Linked DNA regions of Homo sapiens: region 2 is linked to region 1. The links are chromatin loops, found by intact Hi-C in ENCODE. Cell type or tissue: B cell. All regions are shown on one strand. Each heading gives the region's core, and the rest is flanking DNA. Links, peaks and the distances in the headings are about the cores only.

What was found. Hi-C counts contacts between places; a loop is a spot of excess contacts. Peaks named below come from ENCODE experiments on the same cell type or tissue, not always from the same donor. Only the 100,000 strongest peaks of a DNase experiment are listed, where the experiment ranks them.
Region 2: a loop joins it to region 1, with 2.6 times the contacts of the local background. A loop is called at or near these places in 2 of 110 quality-filtered maps.

What each region holds. Positions count from the first base shown.
Region 1 is chr5:157,428,519-157,436,303 of GRCh38, forward strand. The region is part of intron 1 of NIPAL4-DT (NIPAL4 divergent transcript); the gene reads right to left. Among named protein-coding and RNA genes, the nearest start is that of NIPAL4-DT, 28 kb to the right of the region's middle. In B cell, for the core only: a CTCF peak has its summit at 3,455 (motif pointing right); a DNase peak (open chromatin) is centred at 3,523; H3K4me3 peaks cover 389 bases; H3K27ac peaks cover 625 bases.
Region 2 is chr5:157,536,669-157,544,453 of GRCh38, forward strand. ADAM19 (ADAM metallopeptidase domain 19) reads right to left here. Exons shown (of 23, transcript NM_033274.5): 4 at 1,245-1,323. Among named protein-coding and RNA genes, the nearest start is that of ADAM19, 35 kb to the right of the region's middle. RefSeq lists enhancers at 4,109-4,228, 4,369-4,468, 4,879-4,938, 5,099-5,208. In B cell, for the core only: no CTCF peak of the experiment used is centred there; DNase peaks (open chromatin) are centred at 4,303 and 5,173; H3K4me3 peaks cover 1,618 bases; H3K27ac peaks cover 4,856 bases.

The sequences.
Region 1 (7,785 bases), core at 1,295-6,294:
GTTTACAGATGACATGATTGTGTATTTAGAAAACCCCACAGTCTCAGCCCAAAATCTCCTTAAGCTGATAAGCAACTTCAGCAGTCTCAGGATACAAAATCAACGTGCAAAAATCACAAGCATTCTTATACACCAATAACAGACAAACAGAGAGCCAAATCATGAGTGAACTCCCATTCACAATTGCTTCAAAGAGAATAAAATACCTAGGAATCCAACTTACAAGGGATGTGAAGGACCTCTTCAAGGAGAGGTACAAACCACCACTCAACAAAATAAAAGAGGACACAAACAAATGGAAGAACGTTCCATGCTCATGGGTAGGAATAATCAATATTGTGAAAATGGCCATACTGCCCAAGGTAATTTATAGATTCAATGCCTTCCCCATCAAGCTACCAATGATTTTCTTCACAGAATTGGAAAAAACTACTTTAAAGTTCATATGGAACCAAAGAAGAGACTGCATTGCCAAGACAATCCTAAGCCAAAAGAACAAAGCTGGAGGCATCATGCTACCTGACTTCAAACTACACTACAAGGCTACAGTAACCAAAACAGCATGCTACTGGTATCAAAACAGACATATAGACCAATGGAACAGTACAGAGCCCTCAGAAATAATACCACACATCTACAACCATCTGATCTTTGACAAACCTGACAAAAACAAGAAATGAGGAAAGGATTCCCTATTTAATAAATGGTGCTGGGAAAACTGTCTAGCCATATGCAGAAAGCTGAAACTGGATCCCTTCCTTACACCTTATACAAAAATTAACTCAAGATGGATTAAAGACTTAAACTAAGACCTTAAACCATAAAAACCCTAGAAGAAAACCTAGGCAATACCATTCAGGACATAGGCATGGGCAAGCACTTCATGACTAAAACACCAAAAGCAATGGCAACAAAAGCCAAAATTGACAAATGGGGTCTGATTAAACTAAAGAGCTTCTGCACAGCAAAGAATTACCAGAGTGAACAGACAACTTACAGAATGGGAGAAAATTTTTGCAATCTGCTCATCTGACAAAGGGCTAATATCCAGAATCTACAAAGAACTTAAACAAATTTACAAGAAAAAATCAAAGAACCCCATCACAAAGTGGGCAAAGGATATGAACAGACACTTCTCAAAAGAAGACATTTATGCAGCCAACAGACACATGAAAAAATGCTCATCATCACTGGCCATCAGAGAAATGCAAATCAAAGCCACAATGAGATACCATCTCACACCAGTTAGAATGGTGATCATTAAAAAGTCAGGAAATAACAGGTGCTGGAGAGGATGTGAAGAAATAGGAACACTTTTACACTGTTGGTGGGTTGAACGAACACTTTTACACTGTTAGTTCAACCACTGTGGAAGACAGTGTGGCGATTCCTCAAGGATCTAGAACTAGAAATACTATCTGACCCAGCCATCCTATTACTGGGTATATACCCAAAGGATTATAAATCATGCCACTATGAAGACACATGCACACGTATGTTTATTGTGGCACTATTCACAACAGCAATGACTTGGAACCAACCCAAATGTCCATCAATGATAGACTGGATTAAGAAAATGTGGCCCATATACACCATGGAATACTATGCAGCCATGAAAAAGGATGAGATCATGTCCTTTGTAGGGACATGGATGAAGCTGGAAACCATCATTCTGAGCAAACTATCGCAAGGGCAGAAAACCAAATACCGCATGTTCTCACTCATAGGTGAGAATTATACAATGAGAACACTTGGACACAGGGTGGGGAACATCACGCACCAGGGCCTGTCGTGTTGGTGGGGGTAGGGGGAGGGATAGCATTAGGAGAAATACCTAATGTAAATGATGAGTGAATGGGTGCAGCACACCAACATGGCACATGTATACATATGTAACAAACCTGCACATTGTACACATGTACAGTAGAACTTAAAGTATAATAAAAAAAAGAAAGGCATACATATAGACTCTAATATGATTTGAGAAAAAAATGAAGTCATTACATGACAACTTAAAGCAAAAGGAAGGCAAAGGATCTAATGCTAGAGTGTTTAACACCAGCAAAGGATGGTTTGATAATTTTAGGAAGAGGTTTGGCTTAATTGTCAAGGTAACAGAAGCAGCAGCTTCTGCCAACCAAGAGGCAGCAGACAGGTTCCCAGGTGCCATTAAGAAAATCCCTGGGGAGGATGGGTGTGGTGATTTAAGCCTGTAATCCCAGCACTTTGGGAGGTCAAGGCAGGTGGATCACCTGAGGTCAGGAGCTTGAGACCAGCCTGGCCAACATGGTGAAATGCTGTCTCTACTAAAAATACAAAAATTAGCTGGGCTTGGTGGTGGGCACCAGGAATGCCAGCTACTCGGAAGTCTGAGGCAGGAGAATCGCTTGAACCCAGGGGGCAGAGGTTGCAGTGGGCCGAGATCACACTACTTCACTCCAGCCTGGGCAAAAGAGCGAGCCTCCGTCGAAAAGAAAAGAAAAAAGCAGGAACAAAACCAACCTGGGAAGAAGTGATAGTGTCTGAACAGGTTTTTAAAGCATACAAAAGTGCTCTATTCCGGAAAAAAAAAAAAAAAAAGCCACAGAGGACATTTATTAGTAATGAAGAGAAGCAGGATTTAAGGCAGGAAATGATAAGCCAACTCTACTGTTTTGTGCAAACACAGTCAGGTTTATGATCAGGAATTCCCTTTTCTATAAAGCTGCTAATCCCTGAGGCTTAACAGGAGCAACAACAACAACAACAAAACAAAAAACAAAACAAAAAAAAGAAAACACCAGCTGCCATTCTTTTAGTTGTATAACAAGAAGGCCTAGACAATACAAATACTTTTTCTAGACTGGTTCCATCAATGCTTTGTCCCTGAATTTAGGAAGTACCTTGCCAGTAAAGGACTGCCTTTTAAACTACTTTTTAAAAATCTTTTTTCCCCTTTTTGTGGAGTACAGGGTCTTGCTATGTTGCCCAGGCAGGTATCAAGCTCCTCGGCTCAAGCTATCCTCCCACCTCAGCCTCCCTAAGTGCTGGGATTACAGGCATGAGCCACCATGCCCAGCCCCTTTCAAACTCTTTTGATATTGGACAATGCCCCCGGCACCCAAAACCCCTAAGTTCAACACTGAAAAGTTGGTCTACTTCTCCCCAGACACAACATCTCTAATCCAGTCTCTCTAGATCAGAGGGTCATAAGGACCTTTAATGCTCATTACACATGGTACTCTATGGAAAAGATTGTTGAACTACCAGAGAGAACCCTGCTAGAGAGAACATCAAGAAAGTCGAAGGATTACACCATTCATGATGCCACTGGTGTTACAGAAAAATCTGTTAAAGCCATCAAGCCCCAAATAATAAATTCCTACTGGAGAAAACCATGTCCAAATGTTGTGCATGACTTCACAGGATTTACAACAGAGCCAATCAAGGAAATCATGAAAGAGATTGTGAATATTACACAAAATTTAAGCACCAGTAGATGTCACCCCAGAGCAATTAACAGAAGATGACTGGGAGATGAGTGCTTCAGAACCAGGGCCAGGCAATGAGGAAGAAGACACAACAGTAGCTGCGTCAGAAAAGAAATTGACATTAGACCATCTGGAAGAAGGGTTTTGATTATTCAAGACTGCTTTTTGACTTCTTTTATGACACGGGACCCTTCTATGATACAGTCACTGAAACTAAAGCAAATGGTGGAAGGAGGATTGGTACCATATAGAAACATTTTTAGAGAAATGCAAAAGCAAAAAAAAAAAAGTCAGAAACTACAATGTATTTTTGTAAAGTTACACCAAGTGTGCATGTGTCTCCTACCTCCCCTTCCACCTCCTCCACCTTTCTGCCTCTGCCATCCCTGAGACAGCAAGACTAATCTGTCCTCTTCTTCTTTCTCCTCAACCTACTCAAAATAAAGTTGACAAGAATGAAGACCATTATGATGATCCATTTCCACTTAACAAACAGTAAATGTATTTTCTCTTCTGTATTTTTTAGCTTACTTTAAGAATATAGTATATAATACATATACAAAGTATGTGTTAACAGTTTATGGTACCAGTAATGTTTCTGATCAACAGTAAGGTACTAATAGCTAAGTTTTTTGGGAAGTCAAACTTATATGGAGATTTTTGACTCCACAGATGTCAGCACCTCTAACCCCCACATTTTCAATAGTCAACTGTGTTATTGCAATGTAAGTTTGTAATGCTACATTTTGTTTTCTACATAATTTAAGAGACTAATGCATTTTTAAAACAATTATTAGTTTACATTTTTGGACACAATGTACAAAGATGCATTTTTTTTTAACTTCAATAGCTGAAAGCAGTGGGGATGCAGCTGTAAATGAACAGAACTTGTATGTTATTGAAGTTATTAAAGCTGACATAAATTCAAATTATAGTGTTAAACTTTAGAATGTTCAGTGTAATATTCACAGTAACTGCAGAGAAAATAGTTATGGAATTTACACAAAAGGAGGTAAGGAAATTGAAATATCTCACTATTTAAAAAATTAAATATAAGAGTCAATGCAGAAAAAGACAAAAGAAGTTATAAGGCATATAAAAAACAAACAGCAAATGACAAAAATCCCTCATCAGTAATTACTTTAAATTTAAATGGATTAAACATTTCACTCAAAAGACAGTTTGGCAGAATAGATTTTTAAAAATGATCTAACCATATGCTGTCTATAAGAAACTCACTTTAGAATCCAAAGACATAAATAGGTTGAAAGTGAAAAGATATTTCATGCACATAGCAACCAAGAAGGGCAGGGATGGTAATACCATCAGATAAAACAAACTTTAAATTGGAAGAATCATAAGAGACAAAGAAAGAAAGGTGTTATATATTAATAAAAGATTCAATACAGTAAGAAGACATAACATAATAAACATTTACATACCTAATAACAGCTAATCAAAACATATGAAGCAAAAGGTGGCTGAACTGTATGGAGAAATACATATTTCCACAATGATAGAAACTTCAATATCTCATTCTCAATAATGGACAGAACGACCAGACAGAAGGAAATAGAGGACTTGAACAACACAATAAATCAGCTAGACCTAATAGACATATAGGACACTCTACCAACAAGAGAATATATATTTTTCTCAAGTACACATGGAACATTCTCCTGGATAGACTATAGCTTAGGCCATAAAGTCTCAACTGATTTTTAAAAGTATCATACAAATAATCTTCTCCAATCACAATAGGGTGAAGTTAGAGCTCAAAAACAGAAGGGAAATTGCAAAATTCAAATTCTCTAGAAACACAAAACTTACCAAGACTGAATCACCAAAAAAAAAAAAAAAAAAAAAAAAAAAATCTGAATAGACCTTATAACTTGTAAGGAGATTAAATCACCAACTGAAAACCTCCCAGTTAAGAAAAGCTCTGGACCTGATGGTTTCACAGGTAAATTCCAAACATTTAAAGAATAATTAACACCAATTCTTCTCAAACTTTTATCAGACATTTGAAGAGAAGGGAACATTTCCTAACTCATTCTATGAAGCCAGTATTGGCCTGATATCAGCAGGACAGTTCTCTGGGTGGCCTTGGACTGACAGAGTTCTTCTTTCTTAATTGTAGTTCAAGAATAACTACAGAATGTGCTGGGAGTGTAATATTCTGAGACAGGGAGGAACCGGCCAGAAAAGCCCAGGTCCTGATCCAGTCCCTACCTCCAGAGACAAGATGTCCTTCAACAGTTTTGCTCAGCATGTCACGTCACCCCAGTATGTCACGTCACCCCAAGGAAATCAAACCCAGGGTGGGCTACATGCCAGGTTGCCTCAGCTGCAGTGCAAAAGGAGCACACAAAGATGAGACTCCATGCACCCTGAGCAGCTTTTCTGAACTTTGGAAGACCGGCTCATAATGAATGTTAGTCTTTTGTTGTCCCTTGCTGCTTTTCTGTAAGTAATAAGCCCACTTCATGTAACTTGTATGTGTGTGTTCTGTCTTATCAGACTCAGACAAGCTGGTAACTAGTGCAGTGAACCTGCTTCACAATGCCAAAGCCAGAGAAAGACACCACAAGTAACGTGCAGACCAATCCTCCTTAATAACTTTGATGCAAAAATTCAACAAAATACTATTAGCAGACAGAATTAAGAAGCATTTTTAAACGAGTATGTGCCATGTCTGTATTAATTCATTCTCACATTGCTATAAAGAACTACCTGAGACTGGGTAATTTATGAGGAAAAGAGGTTTAATCAGCTCATGATTCCACAGGCTGTACCGGAAGCATGGCTGGGGAGGCCTCAGGAAACTTTTAGTCATGGTGGAAGAAGAGGAGAAAGGAGGCTCATCTTACATGACCAGAGTGGGAGGAAGAGAGAGAGAGGGAAGGGGGAAGTGTTACACACTTCTTTTTTTTTTTTGAGACAGAGTCTCACTCTGTCACCAGGCTGGAGTGCAATGGTGCGACCTTAGCTCAACTGCAACCTCCACCTCCCGGCTTCAAGTGATTCTCCTGCCTCAGCCTCCCAAGTTGCTGGGACTACAGGCGCACACCACCACGCCCAGCTAATTTTTGTATTTTTAGTAGAGACGGGGTTTCACCATGTTGGCCAGGATGGTCTCGATCTCTTGACCTCATGATCTGCCTGCTTTGGCCTCCCTAAGTGCTGAGATTACAGGCGTGACCCAACGTGCCTGGCTGCCACACACTTTTAAACAACCAGATCTCATGAGAACTCACTATCATGAGAACAGAAAGGGGGAAGTCCACTCCCATGATCCAATCACCTCCCACCAGGCCCCTCCTCCAACACTGGGGGTTACAATTCAACATGAGATTTGAGTGGGAACACAAATTCAAACGATATCAATGACCAAGTGGGACTTATTCCTAGAATTCAATGAAGACTCAATATACAAAAAGAAAAATCAATGTGATATACTGCATTAACAGAATGAAGGGGAGAGAAAACAAATGGTCATCTCTATTGGTGGAGAAAAATTATCTTACAAAATTCAACACCCTTTCATGGTAAAAACAGACCAGAAATATAAAGTATCTCAAAATAATAAATGCCATATATGAAAAATCCACAGCAAACATAATACTTAGTGGTAAAAGACCAAAAGCTTTCTGTTTAGGATGAGGAACAAGGCAAGGATGCTTGCTTTCACTTCTATTCAACATAATACTAGAAATGCTAGACAGAGCAATTAGTCAAAAAAAAAAATTACGTAAAGGCATCCAAATTGGGAAGGAAGAAAAATGATCTCTATTCACAGATGATGCAGTCTTCTATGTAAAAAACCCTAAAGATTTAACACAAAAAATGTTAGAACAAATTCCAATTAGCAGAATACAAAGTCAATATACACAAAAAGTGACATCCCTGCACACTAACGAGGAACAATCTAATCTGAAGAGGAAGTTAAGAAAACTACATTTCCAGTAGCATCAAAAAGAATAAAATACTCAGGAATTAACAAAGGAGGTGAAAGACAAGCACAATGAAAACTACAAAACACTGCTAAAAGAAATTAAATAGCACACAAATAAATGGAAAGGCATACCATGTGATATGGTTTAGCTCTGTGTTCCCACCCAAATCTCATCTTGTAGCTCCCATAATTCCCATGTGTTGTAGGAGGGACCTGGTGGGAGATGATTGAATCATGGGGTCAGGTCTTTCCCATGCTGTTCCTGTGACAGTGAATGGGTCTCACGAGATTTGATGGTTTTAATAAAATGTTTATCTGCACAAGCTCTCTCTCTGCCTGCTGCAATCCACATAAGATGTA
Region 2 (7,785 bases), core at 1,416-6,415, 110 kb after region 1:
CCCCATCCAGGGGTAATCTGGCGAACTAATCTGAGCTGTTAATGACTGATAGTGGCCAGTGTTATCTTGCTGGACACTTGCACTCCAGCAGGGATATTTTAAAGAATGGGCCTGGTAGAACACTCAGGTTCCATGAGAAGCTGCTGAAGGAGTCCTGATGCAGAGGGACCTCTCCTGCTGTTCTCCACACCACAACTCCCAGTCTGTGTGCCTCAGTAGTCCATTATGTCCTGCCCCAAAGGCAAAGGCCACTGCTGCTCCTGCCAGTGTGCGTCTTCCCTTCTTCACCCCCATCTCACCAGCCCAGACTTTGAGAATGGTCATTCGAATCCAGGGTTTCTCAACTTGGGCACTATGGATATTTGGAGCTGGATAATTCTGTTGTGGGGGAGTGGTGGGTCTGTCCTATGCATTATAGAATGTAGATGCCAGTAGATCCTCCCTGCCAGTCACGGCAATAAAAATTGCCTGCAAACATTGCCAGGTGTCCCTCGGGGTCGGGGCAACGCCATTGGTTCTCCTGGTTGAGAATCAACGTTCTGAGCCTACAAATTCCAATAGGCATCCCTGTAAGAAGAGCTAGCCACCATGAAATGTGTATCATTCACTACTTTAAATGTCTACCAGTGGAGTGTGGCAAAGCAAACTGACATGTAACCATCTGAAAGACCATTTTCTAAATGAAAGATCTTTGACATTGCGTAAACATCCCTACTCAAAAACAACTTTGAGGGAAAAAATGTCCAATATGAATATAGAAGCAAAATAAAATATTCATAACTTAAAAATCACATTAAAATAGCAGACTACAAAATGTATATGCACAGTGATTACAACTCTGTAAATGTTATACATCCATTTAAAAAGGACTAATCAAACATCTAATTGGATGAGACGACAGGATTATGAGTAAGTCACTCCTTTTACTAAAACTTTTGTTAACATGTGGGTAATTAACATAAAGCAAAGAACATGTATATTTCACAGTAATTTGCATCAATTGTAATTAGATGCAATTACCCTAAAATAGTCTATGTTTCTTTAGCCATTGTAGTCAGCAAAGGAGGAGGAGCACCTATGAACATCAAATACATGTTTTGCTTCTCGTTTGCTCCCTTGGTCTTCGCTTGGGGGAAACACTCCCTTCAGAGGAGAGACCAACTCCATCAGGCATCTCCTGAGGTCCTAGGAGTAGGGCTGGGAGAGGACAGCTGCTGGATAGACATTTGTTGACCTGAACTCACCTCCAATTTCCGTGTGGTGGTTTGAGGGTTACCACTTGAAGTATAATGGGTTTCTGTGTAGGAAGGAGCAAAAAGTTGCCTGCAAAAAATAAAAAGAGACATTTATATCATAAGTGGATGAACTCCACCCTCCTAGCAACAACGAGTGATTTTAACTGAACCAGGCAGGACTATCCCAAGCATCTCCATACAAAAGAAACTAGGCAGCCACAAGGGGCTAAGGAACAAAAAGGAAAACCATAAGTTTGTTATTAATTTTATATTTAATGTAAATTAAATATAATTTATCATCACTATGGGAACATCACTCCAACTAGATGGAATTGACAGAACTAAAGCAATGATCTTAATATTTGTCTGGGTCCTGGGAAAACAGACATGCAAACACATGCAAAATTTCCCGGGGCCTATGAACCCTGTTGTGTACCGTGGTTGATTTTTCCAGCACTGGATCTACCAATTTTTAGTATCAGCAGACCAATTTTTCTTTAAGGGAATAACTCTTCCCTGATGCATATTTTGGTGAGATTGTCAATCAAGGTGTCCTACTTGGCCCTGGCCAAGGGGTGACCTGTATTTCAAGCGAAGCCAGTGGAGAGATACTGCCAGGTCTGAACAGATGGAAGCAATGCATCTGTTCTTCTGTTCCTGCTACAAGGGTTCCCTAAGCTTCCGTTGCCTGCCCTTTCGGACACTTAGTGGTTCCGATTTCCTGAGACCTGGTAATTCTATGTTACTCTTCCAATAAATTCCTTTTTTTCTTTTCTAAACTTGGACATTGGTTTCTCTCACCACAGACCCCTTGAAGTACAGGTTAAGAATCCCCTCACCAAAGGCCAGGCAACTTCAAGAAATGTTCTTAGAATTTTCTCTAAAAATTAAAAGAAAAATATAAGAGTCAAATGGATGTTTCAACTATTAATAGTTCAGCCACATTAAAGGCAGAATTGATCTACAGAAAGTCAAGGTCAGCCAGGTGTGGTGGCTCACACCTGTAATCCCAGCACTTTGGGAGACTGAGGTGGGCAGATCACCTGAGGTCAGGAGTTCAAGACCAGCCTGGTTAACATGGTGAAACCCCATCTCTACTAAAATTACAAAAATTAGCCAGGTGTGGTAGCAGGTGCCTAGCTGGGAGGCTGAGGCAGGAGAACTGCTTGAACCTGGGGGGTGGAGGTTGCAGCGAGCCGAGATCACGTCATTGCACTCCAGCCTAGGTGACAAGAGCGAGACTCTGTCTCAAAAAAAAAAAAAAAAAGAGAGAGAGAAACAAATGCCCTTTGTTGATGGTGATTATCTCAGGGGTTGCAGAAGATGTTTACAATATAAGTTGCATATTTCTGAAGTTGGTTGACTTTTAAATTAACTGTCAGAGAGGTGTTTTGAAAACTGAAATTTTAATTTAAAACTGCTCTTAAAAAGAAGAAAATGTAGGCTGAGGCCAGCACAGAAAGCCAAAGGAATCTGCAGGGATAACCCAGGTTTTGAAAGAGGTGACATTTCCCAGCAAGAGAGGGTCATCGCAGAGGGTCTCTAGAATTCCTCTAGAGTCACTTCCAGCTCTAAGTTCTGGGATCGCTCAGATTTCCCTCCATCCCCAGTGTGTGGTCAGAAGGCAAATGCCACAAGAATTGTCTCCTGTACTATGTCAAGGCCTTCAACTTCTCGCCTTGGACAAGAAGAAAAGAAGCCCAACAGGAAAATGTAAAAATAAAGCAAAGCACAAACCCCAGCTTTGTGAAGAGAAATTCTCATTCACATGGAAACTTTGGGTCAGTGGCTAACCTGCCAGAATCTGTCTCCCAGTCCTTTCTCTTTCTCCTTAGCATCTAACTAGTCCAAGATTTGAGGGAGGAGTCACCCATTTGCCTGAGGGAGAAAAGCTGTAAGCCTCATGAGGGCAGAGGCCAAGCAGTTTTGCTCACTGGTTTATGTCAGTGCTTAACATTTGTTCAATGAGAAAACCACTTAACTAGTTACCGAATGAATGGATGGATGAGTAGTTCAGTGTACTAGCAGCTTAGAGCATGGTCTGGAGACTGGAAAACTGAAGTTTTGATTCCAGCTCTGACATTCACTGCCTCTACGGCCGTGAACAAGTACATGTATGTCTCTGAACCTTTGTTTCCTCTTACACAAAAAAGAGGATGATATACTCATTTGATAGGGCTGTGATGAGGATCAAACAACATAATAAATGTAGCAGACTTAATGCCATGCCTGGCACAAAGTGGAGCTGGGTAAAAGTTAGTGATAATCATTATTGCTTTCAACAGGGATTATGACAGAAGAACCCAGAAAGTTTCTCTCTCTAACTTTCCCCAGCCATGAACTCTCCAGTACATCACTTAAGAGAGGTGGTAAAACGCAATGTGCTCATTCCTGCAGCCCATTTCCTGGGTTTGCTTTCACAGACTGCGCCATGTACAGCTGGTCAGGAGTTCAGAGTTTAATAGTTCATTCCAGGTGCCAGTGGGGAAGTGTGAATTTTCCCACAGAAAATGCACTCCTGGTAAAAATATTCTCAGCCTCTTCTGAGACTTAGCAAGGGGGGAGAAATCATTCACCCAGTGACATTACCCCATCATCACAGGCCTCTCTGACCCTCAGCACTGAAAGGAACCCTAGAAATCATGTAGTCAAACCCCAATTACACTGTGAGCTCCCCAAAAACAGGGACCTTGTGTCTTTGAAGTCTTCTCCCCGGCCCCCAGCACCTAGCAAGCAGGCAGTACATGTGCATTCTGTGAATGAGTGAATAAACTCGCAAACGAATGAATGAACCTTTTATCTCGTGTAGGAATCTGCCAAATGGCTATTCACCACTGGACACCTCCAGGGAGAGGCTACTCCTGAGACTACCCACTCCATTTCTGACCACATACAGTAGTTTAATGTTTTACTCCGGATTAAAAACTACACCTCTGTCACTGGCACCCACAGGCCTTCATTCTGGCCTCTGAATCTACATAAAACAATCCGCTTTCATTTTCCACCTAATCACCCTTTCTGAAGCAGCAATATCAGCATCATCTAGAAACTAGTTAAAAATGCAAATTGCCAGGCTCCACCCAGACTCATGAATCAGACAGAAACTCTAGGGTTAGGGCCAGCCATCTGTTTGAACAACTCTGCAGCTCCCCCAAGCTAGGTCCACATACGCCCATGTGTCCAGGTGCTGCTCTCAGAACCAAAGGACGCTGCTGTCCCACAGAGAGGAGGGCACATGGTCACTGAGCAGCCCGGCCCAGCCCAGCTGCCCCATTCTCTGACCACATCTTGTTCTCATCTCCTCCCTGACGAGGGGCTGGCTCAGCAGACCGGCAGGAAGCCGTCTCTCACCATTGGATTGCATTAGGATTTTCAGGAAACGACTTGTGAGTGATGTGCATCCAGGAAGAGAAAGGACTGTGCAAGATTTCCCATTCCGCCCACTCCTTTTTTCTAGCTTTAAAAGAAAAGCAATTTCTGTTCTACCCTGCTGCCCCCTGCTCTGTCTGCTCTGTGCTCAGGAGCCCACGGACAGGCAGAAATCAGTAGGACACTCTGCCATGTCTCGGCACCATCATAATAATAGCCAGCACTAGAGTTGAGCAAAATCTGGGTCATTTAGATTCCAAAGTCCCTGAGCAAAACCTGCATCTTCAGACTCCCACCTAGGAAAATAAGCTACCCCCAAATACCGGACATAAAACATTAGGTCACTCTCTAGGGAAGAAGAACTGGAACCTGTACAAGCAGCCAGGCCCTGAAAGTACACTGCAGCCTGAAAACAGCTCAGACCCGTCTTTCCTAAGGCTCAGAAGCTTCAAACTCAGGACAATTCCTTTAAGTTCTATTTATCGTCAGACAAATTTCAAATGCCTCTCTAGGCTAAACCACCCTCTAGAGAGGAAGGAGCAGTGACACTAAAATGAATTTGCAAAACATCTTCTGGGAGCTCAAACCTTCTTCCTCCTGCTTCAGATAAGCAAACCAGTGAAGATAAAGTGATAACAATTTCCCATTTACCTTGAAAAACACCCTCTGCAGACGAGCTCAGCATAGGCGAGCATCACTCTGCTCATCTCAGTAGCAAGTTTTGCTGACACCTCCTTTCTCTGGGCCTTTCTCTATCTAATTCTTCCAAGAGTCTCCAGGCATTTATACCCTGATGATGCCTTGGGAGGTCCACTTTTCTGGTCTCTCTTATTTCACCTGGAGGGTCTTCATCCTGCCTATGTTAGTAATAATGTTCTCACCATGCGACTTAGCCCAACAACTGCACAACACCTGGAAAGACTGTTCAAAAATACACAATCCCCTCCCTTTTCTAGGGAAGGATTAAGAAATCTGTATTTTTAATAGTTTTTTTTTTTTCAGGTGATTTATGTTTTCGGGTTCTGGGAATTATTCTACTCCATTTGAGCAATTTTAACATTTTTAATTCTTTTTTTTATTTCTAGCCTCCTAATCACCTTCCAAAAGTCTAAAGATGGTGCTAACCCAGCATAGAGGGAAAGTCGGAATGCTTTGGTTTAAGCAGCAGCTGCACTAGGCAACTGCCCTTCCAAAGCCTGGAAATGAAGCAAAAGATGACTATGGTTCCTCTCAATGTCACACAAGCGTACAGCCAGGGCTGGGTGCAATGGCTCACGCCTCTAATCCCAGGACTTTGGGAGGCCGAGGCAGGTGGATCACACGAGGCCAGGAGTTCCAGACCAGCCTGGACAACAGGGCGAAAGCCCGTCTCTACAAAAAAAAATAGCCAGGTGTGGTGGCGCGCACCTGTAATCCCAGCTACTCAGGAGGCTGAGGCAGGAGAATCGCTTGAACTCGGGAGGCGGAAGCTGCAGTAAGCTGACATTGCACCACTGCACTCCAGCCTGAGTGACAGAGCCAGATTCTGTCTCAAAACATTAAATTAAAAAACACTAAGGGAGCACAGCCAAGCCTTAGACTCTCAGAGGCCTGTCTACGGTTCTCTGGACTTTATGGGAAGAGTGTGGCTTTGAAAGATGTACTATTTACAATTAATTAGGACAGCCCTTGTTCCACTCTGTAAAATCAGATGTTAACTTGTAAAAACTTAATAAGATACAACAGAAATGCAAATATTTCCATCTAGTAGAAAAGATAACCCCAAAGGTTATGATTTTACAGCCCCTAGGATATTAACTAGTTTTGTGTCTAATTTAGCAATCTTATCTCAGCATTCCTTTTTTCACTATTAAATACACACACACCGCCACACAAATACGTCTTAGTTTCCCTTATCCAATTTTAAACCAGTTTTATCATCTTGCTGGTTAGCCCATTAATTAGATAAATAAAACTTCGAGAAGTGCTCACTATGTATTTGTATAAAAATTGTTTTCACGTGAGCCACATAAACCCCCTCCATTTTCTAGACTGCAAAATGAACAGACTAATAATCACCATCAGTATCACAGCGATGCTGAGGATCAAATGAGAAAATACATTCAAATCCTAGCTCTTATAAGTCGTGTGAATTCAGACTGGTCAGTAACTTCTCCGTGCCTATGGTTTCTCATCATAAAATGAGGAGAATGACAAAATCTACTTCACAGTGCCCCTGTAAGATGTTAGAATAGTGCCTGGCATATAGGAAGATCATATGAACAAATGTGAAAGAATTATTTGTAAAGTAGAAAGTATTTGTGCTTTACAAATATTGCTATCATTTTCTCCAGCACTAGCTATATATACACGTGGCAAAATCTTGATCATTGTTAAATCTAGGTAATGGGCATCTGAGGTTTATAATACTAGTCTCTCTCCTTCTGGGTTTGTAAATTTTGACAATATTTTTTAACTGGCTAGGTGATACGGTGCAAGTCACAAACTACTCAGCCTCAGTTTCCCTTTCTATCAAGCAGAAATGGCAATGCCCAGGACAGACAGGTACTGGAAAGTGTCTCTGAAAAGCAGAGTGCTATTCTAATGTCATGGCCTGCACTAGTCTAGATTTGGGACAAAATAAATTCAGTGAGTATTGTTTTGTTTTCTAAGATGCTGAAAGAAAAGCAGGGAAGAGACAGCCAGAGCTGCTTCAGAACCAAGATTTCTACATCAGTACTCATTCCACCTCTGACTCCAAAGGAATGGAAACAAACCAACGTGCCAAAGGCATGGCCCTAAAGCCAAATAAGGGACTGATGAGTCCAGGGGGCTGCAAGCAGACACATTCCTTTATGAGGGAACAGAAAGGCGAAGGAAGGGGGAACTTTGGAGGTTGCTCCTAGAGTAAAAAATTGGGACCTCCTCCTATCCCAGGGACTCCCTTGAATAAGCACCATCGTTGCCAGAGGACCAGCTTTGGAAGCAACACTCCGAAGGCAAAAATGGCGCCATCCAGAAGCCTGGCAAAAGGCCAATGCTACTCAGTATGTTTTCTTTAACTTCCTATTAAGGAAGTTTCCAAACAATGCGTTAAGTCAACACTCCCTTTCACCAACCACTTCCCACGACATCTTCTCCCAGTCCGCACAAGACCTGGCACCCTTCCGACCAGTTTCTGGTCCTGTGTTTTGCTTTTACA